2 separate regions of the Mus musculus genome follow, and region 2 is linked to region 1. Evidence: chromatin contacts called from ENCODE POLR2A ChIA-PET data. All regions are on one chromosome and are shown on one strand. The core of a region is the stretch at or near the end of the contact, and the rest is flanking DNA. Distances in the headings are between cores, read along the strand shown.

Region 1 (3,207 bases), core at 42-2,541:
TATAGATGGGGAAACTGAGGCACCTAGAGGGAAGTGGTTTAGAGCTGTCGCCTGTGAGTCAGCTGTGGAGCCAGAGCCCAGAAGAGCAGAGACCAGGTCTTCTAGCTCCCCGTGCCTCCCCCAACGCCCCCATGTCTCCATTCTCTCTTCTTCTACCCTTGTTCTGGGGGCCCAGGCAGTCTTCTTTTTAGGACCCTACCTCACCACTCTCATCTGCAGCCAGGTCAGGATAAGGGGCTAGGAAGGAACTTGGGCCACCCAAAGGGACAAAGACAAAGAAATAGCCAGAGGCTAGCAATGGGGGCTCAGGTGTTTCATCTTCAAAGTGGCTAGCAGGAGGCTTTATAGGACGGTGAGTATGAGATTTGGACGACAGAAGGTCTGAGCCCCTGAAACTAGCGGGCCAGTGAGCACCCACAGCCTGGGACTCGCCAACAAGCCCAGATACAGTCCTCTGGACTCTAGTAGGTAGCGTGTGTACTACTTGGCCAGAAGTCTGGCAGCCCGGCCGTTGTCTTCTCAAGCCTTGGTTTCTCGGTTCATATTAGGTGTGTTACGAGCTGAGTGACCCTCCAGGCCCCGCCAACACGCACACCTAGAGTCAGGATCCCGTTGTGTTTCGGCTTCGCTGCGTCTTAAGGTCCCGCCCTGCTCGCTCTACTCTAGCGCGCCCGACCCCTGTAGGCAATCCGTGCGACTTCGGGCAAAGGTCAGCAGCTACCATCCGGCTGCGACCCTGGCCCCGGGTCCTCGCCTCCAAGCAGAGCGAGGTGGTCCCCCCCAGCACCCCCGACGCCAGGTCAGCGTTGAGGACGCCAAGCCAAGCCCTGCGGCGCCGGTTCGACCGGTCCCGCAGTGACCCACGCCTTGCTCTTCCTGCTCTGCCCTGGGACTGCGCCTCGCGCGCCACCCAGCGGCCGCCCGAAGACCCGCATTCAAGCAGCCGGGCCAAGCGCGCAGTCACCGGGCCCGGGCGGGAGGACTGGGGGACGCGCTGGCCGCCTTCCCGATCTGCCCAAGCCGCTGTTCTGCTCCAGGGCCTGGGAACGCAGTTCCATCGGGGAGCGGACCGGGAGCCCGGCCCACCAAACCCCGCCCCTGCCCGTGCCTGCGGCAGTTTCGGGGCAGGGGGCCTGCACGGCGAGACAGTTACTCAGACCTGGCGAAACCGGCGAGTCGGCACCTGCCGGCCTGGCGGGCGTGGCAGGCGGAGGCTCCGTTACGCCCCGCCCCCGGGCTCGCCCCGTCCCGGCCGCCCACGCGCCGAGCGCCGCGCCCCGCCCCGGCCCGCGCCGCCAGCCTGCCAGCCCGGAAGGAGCCGACCGAGCGCCCGCGGCAGCTGACTCAAGCGGTGAGAGAGGCCGACCCGTTACCACGGGCGCCAGGGGCGCGAGCGACGCTGTGGTTTCGATGCCCTTCGTAGGCGGGAGGCTTAATGAGCTCTCCGCACGCACCTTCTGGGCACCCCCACCCCGATCCTGCGGGTCCTATCCTGCAGGGGCCCGGGCTGTTGCTTCCGGCATTATCTCCGAAGCCTCCAGAGTTCATCTCGGGACCTAGGCATTGGGGGGCGGGGAGGGGTCTGCAAGACGGCCCTAGGGTAACAGCAGCCCCTCGGGAAGGTGGAGGACCTGGGCGCCCTCTAGTGGCCGTAAAGGCCTGCGCGTCGTCCTCGCCTCGGTGTCTGATGCTCTCTTCCCTTTACAGAGAAGTGGATGACTGACCATGGGGCCCCTAGGTCGAGAAGCCTGGGCCCAGCGCCTGGGGGCCTTCCGAGCCAGCCCATCCGCCTTTCTGGCAGGTGCCGAAGGTGAGGATTTGGGTCGCGACCTGTTGAGTGACCTAAGGAGTGAAAAGCTAAGCGAGCAGACCAAGGTAGGTCCTGCCCGTGTGCCCTGCCGTGGTCCATATGGTTGCTTCATACTACCGCATGCTGAACTCAACGAGTTCCTCTTAAATCCCCCATCTCAGGTTTCCTTACTGACACTGAGCTTGGAGTACTCTGATAAACTTTGGCCTGATGCACCTGCCGCGGAGGCTGCTGCCACTTCCCTGTTGGACACGCTTGTCCTCCTGCCCACAAGACCTTCAGCTCTCCGGAGGCTCCTGTTGTTGGCAGCCACTACAGCCCTGGTGTCAGGAGATGCTCTCGGACCCACTTCGGGAGCTTCCTGCCGGCTTCTGCCCTTACTTCTTGGCTTAGCTTCAGGCCGAGACTTGGGACGAAGCTTTGGAACCCCTTCAGAACAGCGCCATCTACAGGCCACAGCCTGTGAATGCCTTGGAGAACTTGAGCGCTGTAAGCCTGGGCTGCTGGCCGGCGCCCTGGGGATGCTGCGGAGCCTCCCAGGGCAAACAGGTCCCATCCAGCCTGTCAGCCTGCTTCTGGCCCTTGTTCTACACGACACCTTGGTGGTACAGTCCAGGTCTGGGGCTGGCCTGCAAGGCCTGCTGGTGGCTGAGGACTTCTCCACTGGGAGTTGTCCCTGGGACTGGACCCTGGCTGAGGAATGGGATGCCCATCTTAAGCCCCAGGGGCCCAGCTGGCCCACAGCTGGGGAGGAGGAGCGTGGCTTTCCGGTTCTAGAGCCCAGCCCCGAGGACGCCCGAGAGCTGAAGGCTGCCGTGGCCCAGCTTCTGGACACTTCCTATCTGCTCACTCCTGTGGCTCAGGCTCAACTTCTGTGGCTGTTGGGCTGGGCCCTCCGGGGTCTTCGGGGACAGCCACCAGTGCTTTTCAAGCCACAGCTGGTTCGGCTGCTGGGCACGGCACAGCTGACACTGTTACACTCAGTTCTGTCTCTGAAGGCGGCCTTTGGCGAGGCCCTGTTCACTGCACAGGATGAAGCTCTGCTCCTCCGCAGGCTCACCTTGGGAGCCCAGCACCCAGCTTTACCCTCGCCCACACACCTCTTTTACCTGCATTGCATCCTGAGCTTCCCCGAGAATTGCCCACTAGGTCCAGAGGGGGAAGAGGCTGCCCCGCTGCTGTTGGGGCCCCAGCTGTGCCGGGGCCTCATGCCCAGTCTCCTTCATGACCCAACGGTTCTCCTGGCCCGCCTGCATTTGCTGTGTCTGCTCTGTGCTGACGATGAGGAAGAGGAGAAAGACCAGACTCAGGGCCCACAGTGGTTCCTACAGGAGGTGCTGGCTGGGCTACAGCAAAGGGCAGCCCTGGATGGTGGTCCCCGGGCCTTGGCCACTCTC
Region 2 (3,233 bases), core at 307-2,806, 200 kb after region 1:
TCCAACCTGCTTTAGGTCCCAAGCACCCGCTGCATCCCAGACCCTGGCTGCGTCCCTGAACTGAGCCCTCCGCCCCAAGGAGTTTGTTTCATTAGCCCCATTTAACAAAGACACCAAAGCTCAGAGAAGGACAGACACCTGCCTCCAACACACAGCTTTCAAATCCAGAAGCACCGAACACCCAAACTCTGTCCCTCTTAGCCAACCACCTCCTCCTGAGATCCTGCTTCCCCTGCCAGGCAGGCAGCAAGGGAAGGGGTTTCCCAGCGGGTCTAGGGGTCGCCAGAGTCCAGGAGCCTCAGTGCGGGCAGATCAAGGTACGGTGACCTCGGGCACCCACCACTTCTCTCTGACTGCTCTGCTACTGCTGTCAGCCAGCTCCGGGGGATCATACTGCTCGAGCTCCGGGATCCCCTTGCTGGGTGGTCCCCCGCCGTTGCCCTGTGCCGAGTACATGTAGTCCAGACCCCCAAGTTTCCACTCGCCAGCCCTGTCCACAAACACAGCGGCCATGCAGACATTATTGTGGATGAGGTTGCAGTCGTTGACCAGGAAGCTGAGGGCTTTCACGATCTGGTGTAACCCCCATGACAGCTCCTGCTCCTTCAGGCCACCTGCTTCTGCTCGTGCCTTGAGGTATGTTCCCAGGGGGGTCACAGCCTCTGTCACGATGTGGAGGCACTTTTCTGTCTGAGTAAGAAAAGGGGTATCAGGGCACGGTGCCAGAAGAGGAAGGGAAGATGAGGGGCGTGACAGGGAAAGAGGCAGTGGAGAAGATACCAAATCTGAAGCTACTGAAGCACTTGGGTACAAAGTGAGGGCCTGAGGAGAGTAAGATGGGTAGATCGGGCGACAGGTACCTCCAACCCATCGATATAGGCCAGGATGTTGGGGTGTCGGAGAGTTTTGAGGCGTTTGAAGGCAGCTTTGGCCACCTGGGTCTGCTCTTCAGCTCCCGGTTTCACATCATACACGAAGATGGACACTGCGCTGCCTGTGGCCTGGTGGAGGACAGACAGAGCAACCTGAGAGGCACGGGCCGGGTGATCTCTCCAACCTGCCTGGGCTACAGCAGCTCCGAGCCCATCTCCAAAACAGAAGGGAAGGGACTCCAGCCAGTCTCGCCCTAGGACAGCCCTGAAGGAGCTAGCCAGGCCCACGTGACCCCCGTCCGGTTTGCTTGTCCGTCCCTCGGTCCTTCCGCCCGCCACGTCGTCACTGCTCGCCCCGCTCCCCAGCCCGTTGCCGGGATTCTCGGTCGCCGCCACGTCAGGCCCGGCGCGACACAGCGAAGCCGGCATACATAGTAGGAAAGGCCGAGGTCGGCCGCGGCCTTCGGAGCAGCGCAGTATCTCACCTTTTTGCGGCCTCGGTGCAGGATCCAGGGCCCGGGCGGCCCGCCTTCGGGGGGCTCAGGGCTCAGCTCGAACGGGAAGTCCCGGACCGGGTCCCGGGCAAAGAACCACATCGTCGCCGCCGCCACGGGCTCGGGAGCCTCCACTCCGGGTCCTCCGGCCGCCCGAGCCGGGGCGGGGCGGGGCGAGGGCGGAGCCAGTCTGGTCTATGGGCGGGGTTTGAGTTGGGGCGGAGCTTTAGGGTGGGGCCTTGCGGGAGTGAGGCTGGACTGAAGGCAGACCTCCCTGGGCAGGGCGGAGCGTGACCGGAAGGGTGAGCCAAGATGGTCATCTGAATGCTCCCAACTTGTGGCCTTGTATAGATAGAAAAATTGAGTGTGATAGAGAGTAGTGAGTGCAACCGTTGTAGAATGAAGAGGGGAGGGGTTCAGGAAGTGAGCGTGACAATAGGGCCTATCTAAACCTGGGGGGGCAGGGGTGGAAAGAGATGGGGAGATAGAAAAGAAAGGCTACTAGTGGCAGGCAGTATGATTGGAAAGTAATAGTAGTGAGGAGAATGGTTATTGCTCTCATTTTTTAAGATATATTTATTTTATGTATATGACTACACTGTAGCTGGCTTCAGACACAACAGAAGAGGGCATCGGATTCCATTACAGATGGTTGTGAGCTGCCATGTGGTTGCTGGGAATTGAACACAGGACCTCTGGAAAAGCAGTCAGTGCTCTTAACCCCTGGTCTCTCCAAACTCCAATGGTTATCTCTTAAGCCAAACGCTCCTTCAACAGGCAATGGGCAGATTTGGGGTTCAGCGAGGAATTTAGTTACTACAATAAAGGTACTTGAGACCTTGAGAGTGGGGTTGAGGTGGAGATAGGCAAGGGGTGACACAAATGTCCTGAGAGGTCTGGGAAACTGTTGTTAGAGAAGTATGTCCAAAGTGGACATGGGTGCTGGCCAGAGTCCTGCAGGAGCTTGAAGCTGGGAATGATGTTTGAGTCACTGAGCTGAGCTGGCAGTTGGAACATGGCAAAGCCAGGAATAAACCTTTTCTTCCAGAATGTCTCTCAGCACCCTCTGTTGGCCCACAACCTCCTATAACTCCAGTTTTAGGAGCGCCAATACCCTGTGATAGTTTGTATATGGTTGGCCCAGTGTACTCCTATTAAGAAAATACCTCTGTGATGGTTTGTATATCCTTGGACCAGGGAGTGGCACAATCTGGAGGTGTGACCTAATGGGTGTGTCATTGTAGGTGTGGGTATAAGATCCTCACCCTAGTTGCTTGGAAGTCAGTCTTCCACTAGCAGCCTTTGGATGAAGACATAGAAATCTCAGCTCCTCCTGCGCCATGCCTGCCTGGATACTACCATGCTCCCACCTTGATGATAATGGACTGAACCTCTGAACCTGTAAGCCAGCCCCAATTAAATGTTGTTTTTTATAAGACTTGTCTTGGTCATGGTGTCTGTTCACAGCAGTAAAACCCTGACTAATACAGAAGTTGGTACCAGAAGTGGGGTATTGCTGTGATAGGCCTGACCATGCTTTTATTTGAAAGAATGTGGATTTTGGGACTTTGGATTTGGAAAGCAGTAGAATGCTTTAAATGAGGCTTAATGGGTCATCCTAGTAGGAATATGAAAGATTTTGTTGCTGGGAGTGATTTGAACTGTGTTGACCTGGCCCAAGAGATTTCAAAGGAGAAGATTTTCAGAATGTGGCATTAAGACTGGTTTTGTGGTATTTTGGTGAAGAATGTGGCTACTTTTTGCCCTTGTCTGAAAAGTTTGCCTGAGGCTATTGGTAAGCCTAGTTGGAGTGGAACACCCCAGTGTATTGGAGATGTCAGTACCATGGGATGATTACCAAGAACAG

Evidence for each region. ChIA-PET counts read pairs that join two places held with the same protein, here RNA polymerase II (POLR2A).
Region 2: POLR2A ChIA-PET joins it to region 1 with 12 read pairs in Patski. The contact joins the promoter of Scyl1 here to the promoter of Ap5b1 in region 1. POLR2A ChIA-PET finds 5 or more read pairs at or near these places in 3 of 5 experiments (Patski and embryonic stem cell).

The regions. Positions count from the first base shown.
Region 1 is chr19:5,566,733-5,569,939 of GRCm38, forward strand. Ap5b1 (adaptor-related protein complex 5, beta 1 subunit) reads left to right here and starts at 1,292. Exons shown (of 3, transcript NM_001362046.1): 1 at 1,292-1,351; 2 at 1,708-1,875; 3 at 1,972-3,207. The coding sequence starts at 1,726.
Region 2 is chr19:5,769,863-5,773,095 of GRCm38, forward strand. Scyl1 (SCY1-like 1 (S. cerevisiae)) reads right to left here and starts at 1,557. Exons shown (of 17, transcript NM_023912.3): 1 at 1,358-1,557; 2 at 861-1,001; 3 at 341-690. The coding sequence starts at 1,468.